2 separate regions of the Homo sapiens genome follow, and region 2 is linked to region 1. The links are chromatin contacts, found by Hi-C or POLR2A ChIA-PET in ENCODE. All regions are on one chromosome and are shown on one strand. Each heading gives the region's core, a stretch centred on a gene start or an enhancer-like site at or near the end of the contact. The rest is flanking DNA. Distances are from core to core; before and after follow the strand shown.

The links. Hi-C counts contacts between places; a loop is a spot of excess contacts on that map. ChIA-PET counts read pairs that join two places held with the same protein, here RNA polymerase II (POLR2A). Pooled maps may share reads with other maps.
Region 2: a loop to region 1 is called in a map of B cell, with 7 times the contacts of the local background. The contact joins the enhancer-like site here to the promoter of PNISR in region 1. A Hi-C loop is called at or near these places in 1 of 168 maps with a recorded cell type or tissue (B cell), 13 of 37 single-sample maps with no recorded cell type and 7 of 50 pooled maps. POLR2A ChIA-PET finds 5 or more read pairs at or near these places in 3 of 52 experiments (GM12878, OCI-LY7 and activated B cell).

Annotation. Positions count from the first base shown.
Region 1 is chr6:99,421,979-99,427,493 of GRCh38, forward strand. PNISR (PNN interacting serine and arginine rich protein) reads right to left here and starts at 3,330. Exons shown (of 12, transcript NM_032870.4): 1 at 3,237-3,330. It overlaps PNISR-AS1 (PNISR antisense RNA 1), which reads left to right and starts at 2,893. Exons shown (of 3, transcript NR_125843.1): 1 at 2,893-3,136; 2 at 3,246-3,409. RefSeq lists enhancers at 2,631-3,151, 2,972-3,441, 3,133-4,332, 3,152-3,671, 3,672-4,192 and 3 more and a silencer at 2,808-2,988.
Region 2 is chr6:99,482,657-99,488,171 of GRCh38, forward strand. USP45 (ubiquitin specific peptidase 45) reads right to left here. Exons shown (of 18, transcript NM_001346022.3): 8 at 97-227. Among named protein-coding and RNA genes, the nearest start is that of USP45, 30 kb to the right of the region's middle. RefSeq lists a silencer at 2,529-2,668. Within about 2 kb of position 2,280, at least 3 of the 41 ENCODE cell types and tissues checked have a DNase peak (open chromatin) inside an H3K27ac peak, as active enhancers do; they include B cell, GM12878 and OCI-LY7, where a contact is called at or near this core.

The DNA of each region.
Region 1 (5,515 bases), core at 2,080-4,579:
CCTCAGCCTCCCGAGTAGCTGGGACTACAGGTGCATGCCACCGCGCGAGGATAATGTTTGTATTTTTTAGTAGGGATGGAGTTTCACCATGTTGCCCAGGCTATCCTCAAACTTCTGGCCTCAATGATCCATCCTCCTCAGCCTCCCAAAGTGCTGGGACTACAGGCATGAGCCACCCCGTGTGGCCAAAATGACAATCATTAATATTTACAAAAGTCACTCAGAGACTGTGACAGAGATGGATGAGAATTAAAATGTGGTATTTTAAAGTCCTTGAGCATCAACTACAAAATCAAAGAGCTACAGAAACACATCTATCATTTGATGCATAGGATGAAATATTTCTCAAATCAACCACAAAGCTGAGAAGCCAGAAAATACAACAATCCTCTTCACCCCTGACATTTCAGTCTTACATGAGTTGACTGACCTCAAAGTCAAAAAAGAATTTATTTGTTTAATTCAGATTAGGTGGAAATGGCACTGGTAAAAATTAATCTTGTAATCATTCGAAATACGGAAAACAGAAATTTTGCTACTTTATGTGACATGCATTTTAGTATATACTGAAATACTTGCAGCTTGTAGCTCAAAAGACTATTTTAAAAGTGGAGGACAAGCATGGCGGCTCATGCCTGTAAACCCAGCACTTTGGCAGGCCAAGGTGGGTTCATCACTTGAGGCCAGGAATTCGAGACCAGCCTGGCCAACATGGCGAAACCTCCACTCTACTGAAAATACAGAAATTAGCTGGGCATGGTGGCATATACCTGTAGTCCCAGCTACTTAGCAGGCTGAGGCAGGAGAATCACTTGAACCCGGGAGGCAGGGGTTGCAATGAGCCAAGATTGTGCCACCACTGCACTCCGGTCTGGGAAACAGAGTGACACTCTGTCTCAAAAAAAAAAAAAAAAAAAAAAACTGGAGAATTGGAGAGTCGGTTATAAATACCCCCCCAATAATAATTTAAAAATAAATGTAGCGAGAGCGCCCAAAATGACACCCTAGTAGCAACAAGCACACCTAGGCACGAGAACTTGGTTTTAATACCATTCTTCAATAAAAGGAATCAGAGATCTTTAAAGAAATAGCTGACTCTAGGACTGCGACAGGAAATATAAAAGATGAGTCTGGGGCATGTATACTGCCAGGAAGCAATAAAGTGCTAAAAAAAAAAAAATTGATAGGAACATGTCAAAGGAGAACAGTAGACAACTCGAAGAGCTGCCAATGGCCAAAGCTGGTACAATTTGAGCAACAAAATAAAGAAGTACTGGATTATAATATAAGTTATGTAATAAACATCCACAAGCCCATAAGGATATGATAAAATAAACTAACAAATAAATGTGAGGGAAGACACAAATCTCCCACAGAGAATTCCAAATAAATTATGTAAATATTCCACCCTAACTGAGGAAGAGCACAACTGTCCATTCAGTAAGCGTGGGCTCTGCAAAGTGACTTCCTTCCAAAGAGAACAGTATAAAAAGGGGTGGGGGAAGTAACTTTACAGTGGATAAATCTAACAAACGCTACTCCAGAAGGATGATCAAGGTCAGTAATAATGTGATAAGTCACCTTGATAGTATGTATCCTTGATAGCATGTGTTGAAAAGGGCATCTTACCTCTGTGATCTTCCCCTGATATAGTCCGTAAGGCCATTTTAATCATGAGAAAATCGTCTGGCAAATTCCAATAGCAGGGCACCCTACAATATACCTGACCATACTCCTCAAAAAATGTCAAGGTCACTGTATTAGTTTGGTATGCTTGCCATAACAAAGTACCAAAGACTGGGTGGCTTAAGCAACAGAAATTTATTTCCTCACTGTTCTGGAGGCGTATAGTGTAAGCTCTATGGGGTTGATTTCATTCTAAGGCCTCTCTCCTTGGCTTGTGGATGGTTGTCTTCTCCCTATGTCTTCACATGATCATCCCTCTGTATCCTACTCTCTTCTTATAAGGACAGCAGTTATTAATATATTGGGCTAAGGTCCACCCTAGTGACCTCATCTTCTTTAAAGACCCTCTCTCCAAATACAGTCACGTTCTGGGGTACTGAGGTTAGGACTTCAAGATACGAATTTTAGAGGGGCACAAGTCAGCCCTTAACAGTCATCAAAAACTAGTTAAGCCTGAGAAACTGTCACAGCCAAGAATATACAGCCTAAGAATATACAACAACTAAATGTAATGTGATATCCTAGCTGGCATCCTGGAACAGAAAAAGGACTTTAGGTAAAATGTGAGGAAGTAGGAATAAACTATGGACCTTAGTTAATAATTTATCATTATTGGTTCATTAGTTGCAACAAATGTACCATACTAACATCTATTAATAAGAAGATAAACTGTGTGTGTAGTGGGGACGTCGTATGTGCTCAACGTAAACAAAAACTGTTCTAAAACATAAAGTCTATTAGTAAGTTAAAAAAAAAAACTCTCAAGAACATCTTTAAAGAACTGTTTTCTCTATAAGCCCTTTGCCACTTTACAAAAAAATTCCACAAGTAAAATCTTTAGTAGTCTGGTTGCTGTTGTTTTCGCCCTGCTGCACTCAAATGAGGAATTCTAAGTTTATTTTGTTTTACTTGGGGGCAGGGGGAAGTAAAAAGATGTAAAAGATTAATGTTGAATTAAAATCTTAAGCTAGAATGTTAATTTAACAACCCACAAACAAATTTGTCTAATGCTCAATTTGTTCAGATGACGATACTATCCACCACAGGGTAAAAAACTGAAATATTGGATACTACCTTTAGCGAAGCTTAACACATAATATCCATCATTGGGTAAGAACACACGAAAAACACAAACTAAGGAACTGCGCCTGCGTAGTCAGAGCCTCAAAGGGTATAAGCTCCAGGTCGCGAGCCCCCGCCTCCTCCGCCCCCATGAACCCCCTTCCCACAAGGGGGTTCCCACTGCGCACGCGCAGTGTTTAACGGCCGGTCAGGAACCCAACAATTAGTCCCTTCTCGTCCGAGAGGAAACTCTGTGAGAAGATGGGACCGTGAGCACTCTCTTTAACAAGGACATTTCCTTTTCAGCGAAAGCAGCGCTCTGATTTACCAAGTCTGGCGGACCGCAGCGCTTTAAAGGAATGAGGTTCCAGCGGTCGCGCCAAGCAGCGTACGCAGCCTATTTTAAGTTATGCTACCTTCGCCACAGAAACCAAGAACGTTGTAATGGTCCGGCAAGTGCCCACGTATAATTGTTCTCCATCACTTACCCACTCTAGTTCGGGAACACCCTTGTCGCCGCCGTTCCGGTAACACCTCTCCAACGCTTTCGATGCTTCTACTTCTTCGGGAACAAGACAAGATGGCGCCCGATTTGTCTCACCCGGAAGTAAAGAATAATAACATCCGTTTGTCATCTGAAGCCATACCATCTCTCATCCAGGTTTGTGAACACGTGATTGTGCGGATTGACATGTTTCGGCGCCATTTTTTTTGTGGGCAAAACCATCTCTACTCTGGTCAACACCGGGCAACTGAACCATTCCTGCACGTTACTTTTTAACGTAGCTGGCGCCATTCCCGACCCATCTTTATAGTGGCCAGAAAGCCAAGAACGTAAGTGTTCTACACATAGGGCGCCTTCAAATTTTTTACTTTAGCAACGTGATCTTCCTTTAAGGGGAAGTATGTTCCCTCCTAGAAACACTCCCGCCTTGGAGAAGGGGTTGAGTTCGCAACTCCACTTACAGACTACGGAGGAACCCCAGGGTCAAACCAAACCAAACCAATTCTGGCCAGTTGCTTAGCGCAGTTCAAGTTACTTAGTGCGCTGGAAGCGGCATTTCAGGCAATCCAACTTCTGGCTCGAACCTTCTCGGAGTATTCCAAGGATGGAATACTCTCACTTGAGCGCTGCCGAGGGTGCCGCTTGAGGAAAACGTGAGTTTGTGAAGGTGAGCAGTCTGGGTCGGTAGCGAAAGCGGAGACCTTAGCTGACCCCGCAGCTGTCTTTCTCTTTGTTAACCTCAACACATCGCGCCCCCTTCCGGGAACACTTGCTCTTCTCTCCTTGGCTTAACTAGTCCCGGTTTTTCATTCTTTATCCGTGACTTTTAGGGAACCGTGGGGGGGAAGTCTGGTTTCCGTCCTGCTGCTTTCCTTCAACTACAAGATGGCTTCTCAAAAGGACGCATGCAATGCCATTCCTCAAAGACAGTATGTTGATTTCACAGTGTTTTTATATGAACAACGTTCAAGTGTCAAAAGTATCAATTTCCAGGCTAGGAGCTACAAGTTAAAAGGAAAACAAAAATGTTCCAAAGATACAGTGTTTATTAGCTACATCTTGGGAAGTGCCTTTCCAGAGAGTAACATGAAAACTTCTGCGTGACAAAGTGCACGAAGTATCTGAATTATTTCATTGGGCAATTGTCGTGCAAAAGAAATAGCAAATTACCGTAGAAACAAAATAGTAAGAGCACAGCTAGATGGATAAAGATACAGATGTGAAAATATAGATGCCCTTTGCATGAAAATTCAGTTTTCCTCAGCACTAGAGACCCAGATACTCCTGAATTAGCATTATAATAAAGTCGTCACTAGCTAACCATCTGCCTTTCCTCCAATCCACGGACGTGGTCCTCAAAATAACATTTTATCTTGTGAGAAACCTTCATTAATTACACCTAACAACACCATGACGCAGGTTCATGAGGATACTACTGAAGGCAAAAGGAAATCCCTATTTCTCTGACCCTTTCCCTAATTTCCACTTAGCACAAATAAGACTACTGGACAGTCTGATTTTAAAAAATCACTGTATGGGCCGGGCTTGGTGGCTCCCGCCTGTAATCCCAGCACTTTGGGAGGCCGAGGCGGGCAGATCACTTGAGGTCAGGAGTTCAAGACCAGCCTGGCCAACATGGTGAAACCCCGTCTCTACTAAAAATACAAAAATTACCTGGGCGTGGTGGCAGGCGCCTGTAATCCTAGCTACTAGGGGGGCTGAGGCAGGAGAATTGCTTGAACTCAGGGTCAGAGGTCGCAGTGAGCCGAGATCCCTCCACTGCACTCCAGCCTGGGCAACAGAGTGAGTCTCTGTCTCAAAAGAATAAAATAAATAAAAACCACTGTATGGAGCAAAAACTAGAAGGACATATACCACATGTTATCAGTAATCTCTAATTTTGCTCTGTGATTTTGTGCATTTTCCAAGTTTTTTGCATCAGGTCTGATTTTCAAGTTTAATTCTCTGAGAAACATTCTCATCAGAGGAATGTTCTATCTTCTTAGAGAAACCTGATTGGCCTAGTGAAACTGTCATGTTCCTACTCTCTATAATCATATTGTAATTCTTTGCTTGTTTCCCTAGTAAAGGTGAGGCAATTTTCGGGTAAGGGATTTCCCCCTCACCTCTGCCCTCCAAGTGGCCAGCATCTGCTTTGCACACAGAAATTTTTACATCTGCTATATGTTTGCATTAATATGTTCAACAATGATCCTAATGTAGGCCAGTCATTTTGGAAATGCATTGTGAAGTGGAGAGGAT
Region 2 (5,515 bases), core at 1,030-3,529, 60 kb after region 1:
GCAAAGTTACAGTAAAAACGACTATTCATGTTAAATGATGAATACATTAGTATTTTGTAACTCATAATTATTTATATTAAATGTAGATGCACCCACTTCTGACAAAGCTGATTAAAAAGAACTTTAGGAGAAAGTGGTCCTTTTTCAGTCTCCTTCATGCTGTGAAGAAACAGGAACAAGGCTGAGGTCAGTGGTCCAGGCCTTGAAAGTTCCACCACCAATGGGTCCTTTAAAAACATGATCAACTCTATGTCAGAAATGTACAATTTAAAAATAACATATTAAAAATCTGTGAGTTACACTCTGCTTAAATAACACCAACTAAATTGCCTCAATTGTATTAAGAAACTTTATTATTTCATAAATAAAATATATAAAAATGGAAAACAGAATACCTGCCTTGAAAAACACAGGTATTTTCATATCCTCTGCCCTTTGCTTAATAAAACTATTAGATCAAATGATATCACCAATCTTTAGTTGCTTGTCACTGTCCTTTAATGCACTCTCCTATAAATAAAATCACTAATCTACTTAATGTTTGTACCACTCCACGAATAATCATACATTATTTGCTAGTAAATAATGTATGATTATTTGTGTATAATGTAGGATTATACACCTTTCTTTTCCCCAAATATTTTACTAGTAAAGTAATAATGTGGAATCATGTAACAAAATCAGCATAACATCTCCCTCTTTTAAAGGGGAGAGACATAAAGCTTGACAAAAGCAGCTAACATTGGGTGAAGGATTAACCCATTTAATTCTAGAATTTTTTTCCCCTCGAAATCTGGTTTCTAAAGTACTATCCCCACCAATAACACTTTCTCCTAAAGGACAAGGAATAGAAAGCAGATCCCAAATATAAACTTGGGACATTAAAGAATGTTATCTTCCGGCCGGGCGCGGTGGCTCACGCCTGTAATCCCAGCACTTTGGGAGGCCGAGGCGGGTGGATCATGAGGTCAGGAGATCGAGACCATCCTGGCTAACAAGGTGAAACCCTGTCTCTACTAAAAATACAAAAAATTAGCCAGGCGCGGTGGCGGGCGCCTGTAGTCCCAGCTACTCGGGAGGCTGAGGCAGGAGAATGGCGTGAACCCGGGAAGTGGAGCTTGCAGTGAGCCGAGATTGCGCCACTGCAGTCCGCAGTCCGGCCTGGGCGACAGAGCGAGACTCCGTCTCAAAAAAAAAAAAAAAAAAAGAATGTTATCTTCCAAGATAACTATTGAATATATTGTCCTATTCCTATATTCATGAAATAACTGTTACATATGTATTTTATAACAACTATCCTTAAAAATCCACTATAATCACAGAAAGGACAGGCTATAATTTTCCATAGTTTTTTTTTTTTTTTTTTTTTAAAGAGACAGGGTTGCCCAGGCTGGTCTTGAACTCCTAAGGCTCAAGCAATCCTCCCGCCTCAGCCTCCCAAGTAGCTGGGATCGCAGGCATGAGCCACCACACCCAGTCAAAATTACAGAGGACTCAAGACAGACTTTTGTGTTTTTTCTTTTTTTTTTTTTAGACGAAGTCTCACTCTGTCACCCAGGCTGGAGTGCAGTGGTGCGGTCAGCTCACTGTAACTTCAAACTCTTGGACCCAAGTGATCCTCCTGCTTCCACCTCCTGAGCAGCTGGGACTACAGATGAATGCCAGCATATCCAGTTGATTTTTAAAATTTTTGTAGAGACGGGGGTAGAGGGGGGGTCTCACTTTGTTGCCCAGGCTGGTCTTAAACTCCTGGCTTCAAGTGATCCTCCCACTCCGGCCTCCCAAAGTGCTAGGGGATTACAGGAATGAGCCATGGTGCTCGGCCTTCCATAGCTTTTGAATGTCAAAAGTGCTTTTCTGGGCTGGATGCCATGACTCACATCTGTAACCTCCACACTTTGGGAGGCCAAGGTGGAAGGATCACTTGAGCCCAGAGTGGAAGGCCCGCTTGGGCAACATAGGGAGACTCCGTCTCTGCAAAAAAAATTTAAAAATTAGCCAAGTGTAGTGGCACGTGCCTGCAGTCCGAGCTACTCAGGAGGCTGAAGTGGGAGGATCCCTTAAGCCCAGGCTGCAATGAGCCATGATGGCACCACTGCACCCCAGTGTGAGTGACAGAATGAGACTGTCTCCAAAAAAAAAAAAAAAAGTGTTTTCTCTTCTGCTGTAAACTTAAAACTGCTCTAAAAAATAAAGTCTATTTTTTTTTAAAGTGTTTTCTGCCATGTTAACTGAAAGTTACCTCAAGGGTCAAAAGTAAAATCTAAGGTAATTTTAAACTTCAAGTACCAAGTTGCACTTCCCTTTTCTCAATGAAAATATTTTTTAGACAGAATAAAAAACCTTCAGAATGAGATGAGGAAATAACCTTAGTTTTAAAAAGTACATTTAGACCTGGCGCAGTGGCTCACGCCTGTAATCCTAGCATTTTGGGAGGCCGAGGCAGGTGGATCACTTGAGGTCAGGAGTTTGAGACCAGCCTGGCTAACATGGCAAAACCCTGTCTCCACTAAAAATACAAAAAAAAAAAAAAAAAAAATTAGCTGGGTGTGGTGGCACGCATCTACAGTCCCAGCTATTCAGGAAGCTGAGGCAAGAGAACTGCTTGAACCTACGAGGCAGAGGTTGCAGTGAGCCGAGATCGTGCCACTGCATTCCAGACTGGGTGACAGAGCAAGACTCCATCTCAAAAAATAAATAAAATAAAAATAAAAAATACACTTAAACTTTGAAAACAAAAGTTTGCTGAAAACGCAAGAAGGATGAATTTCACACATAATGTTGACAGAAAGAAGCCAAATGCAAAATAATGTATATAGTAAGATTCCATTTATATGCAGTATTAAAACAGGCAAAACTAATCTATCCTGTTAGAAACCAGGTTAGTGGTTACTCATGTGGGTTAGGGAAGTAGTGAATGTGGGGGGGAGTTGAAGGGGCCTTCCAGATGCTGGTAATGTTACTTGAGCAAGGTGTTAGTTACACAAGTGTGTTAGCTGTGAAAATTCATCAAGTTATACACTCATAATATACATTTTAAAGAATATTTTCATTAAATAAAAAGTTTTCCACACACACTGTTGATATGCGCATAAATATTAAATTGAATCCAGCAGCATATAAGCATATCATAACTGGGGTTTGTAACAAGAATACAGGATAGGTTTAACACTTGAAAAAGGAATCAGTGTAATTCACCACATTAACAGAATAAAGAAGAAAAACCATATGATCATCTCAATAGATGTGGGAAAAGCATTTGACAAAATTCAACATCCATTCCGATAAAACTTTCAGAAAACTAGCAATAGAAAGGAATGTCCTCAAGCTTACAAAGAACACCTCTGAAAATCGTACCTTCGTATGTAATAATGGGAGAAGGCTGAATGTTTGTTCCCCTAATTTTGGGATTAAGGCAAGGCTGACTGCTCCCATCATCTCTATTCAACATGTTACTGGAGCTCTGAGCCAGCACAATAAGGTAAAAAAATAAAAATAAAAAAATAAACGGTATATAGACAAAAGACAAAGATAAACTGGTGATTCAAAGGGCAGTAACCAACTCAAAGAACAGTGCCACAGCTCAGGTCAACTTTATGCCCTAAAAACCTAAGATATAAGATTCAAAATTACCCTGTTAGAATGATACAAACCTAAAGTTATTAACTACAGTATCTAATTGCCATATAGTAATCCTGAAACACAGCTCTGCATGTCAAATATTTAAACTCAACATCCAATCGCATTTAACAGGAAATCACATTTAACAGGTCTTTTTAAATGACTAGGCAATAACTTCCCTTTAGTAGTTTTAAGGATCTCACTACACTTTATTTAGAATAGGGCATTGGAATCTATCATTAAATTTTTAAGGGGCTGAACAAATGTTTACAGGCTGCTTTTCGACTATATATACATATATATATGGTAAACATTTACATGTAAATATATATATAAAAAGGAGGTTATTATATATATATAACAGTATGTTATATATATAATAATACTGTCTTTCAAAGATATATATATAAAACAATACTGTCTTTCAAAAGTGCCTACTGGGAAAAACAATCTAAGATTACTAAGCATGTTTAGAGGGCTAAGCATTTTTAGAACTCTTTAATTGTTTTCAAAAGTCAGATCATGAGCTATACATATACTCTGACTTACACACTTACACACACACACAAACACACACACACAGGCTGATCAATTTCTCACTAAAATTATCCTTACTAGTATCAACACCTCCCAGCCAAAGTCCATCAGAAACACACCTATCGTTGAACTAGGTGGGTTTATTACTTGTGGCAGTGAGGGAGATCACGCAGCATGGGGAACCACAGGGTGTCCTAGTAAGAGAGTGCTGTAAAGAACCTACCCAGGATTTAGGCTCTGGTTGAATAACCTGAAGGTGGGTTTCAGGAAGCAGAGGTTTACTCTAGAGTGAATGCCCTCAGAAAGCGAGGCTAATTCTATCATGGGACATCTCAATAAATCTTACATATTGTGGCAGTTGGTGGGGGAGACTAAAATGAGGATAAATCTCTAACTAGTAAAGTAGCATTCCTTCATTTCTCATTTTGGCTGAAGGAGGGTGTTTCAGATTTTCTAAATGGCAAAGTGATCTTGTTTTAGACAAAATCATGAAGTGGACTTGCTTTGTCTTATTTCATCGTAGTCTCAGAGAAACCTACTATCAGATTGTTATTCTGTGGGATTATCTGAATAACATGGCCTAACTGTTGGTGCCAGGCCAGCTTCTGAATATCAGGGGCTGCTCTTTTTTTCATCTTTCTCACTAGCTTAAAAATCTATCATCAGGCTAGGCTTCAAAAAACCTTTAGATGTGGCCGGGCGTGGTGGCTCACGCCTGTAATCCCAGCACTTTGGGAGGCCGAGGCGGGTGGATCACGAGGTCAGGAGATCAAGACCATCCTGGCTAACATGGTGAAACCCCGTCTCTACTAAAAATACAAAAAAAAAAAAAAAAAAAAAAAGTTAGCCGGGCGCCTATAGTCCCAGCTACTCAGGAGGCTGAGGTAGGAGAATGGCATAAACCCGGGAGGCGGAGCTTGCAGTGAGCTGAGATCGCGCCACTGCACTCCAGCCTGCACTCCAGCGACAGAGCGAGACCCCGTCTCAAAAAAAAAACCTTTAGATGCTCACTATTAAAATTTCATCTTTCTTTAAAGAACAAAAATGCTAAATTTAAACAAATGTCACCAGAAACTACAAAATAGGGGTTATAGGCATTTTGCTCAATAGAAGTCACACCTCTTTTGTTTCTTCCAGTATGTTTATTTTAAAGCTGCCTTGATATCTTTTTATTATTTGATCCATGGCATATTGGAACCATAACATACCTTAAAGTTATGATTTTAGAAATTTTAAATCTGATTATTTTCACAGAATGCTTTTAAATTATTTTTAAGCCCCCTGGCTACTATCTTAGTTGACTGATCTGCGAATTAGGAAAAGAGATTTTGGTAACATCAGTGGCTCATCTGAAAGC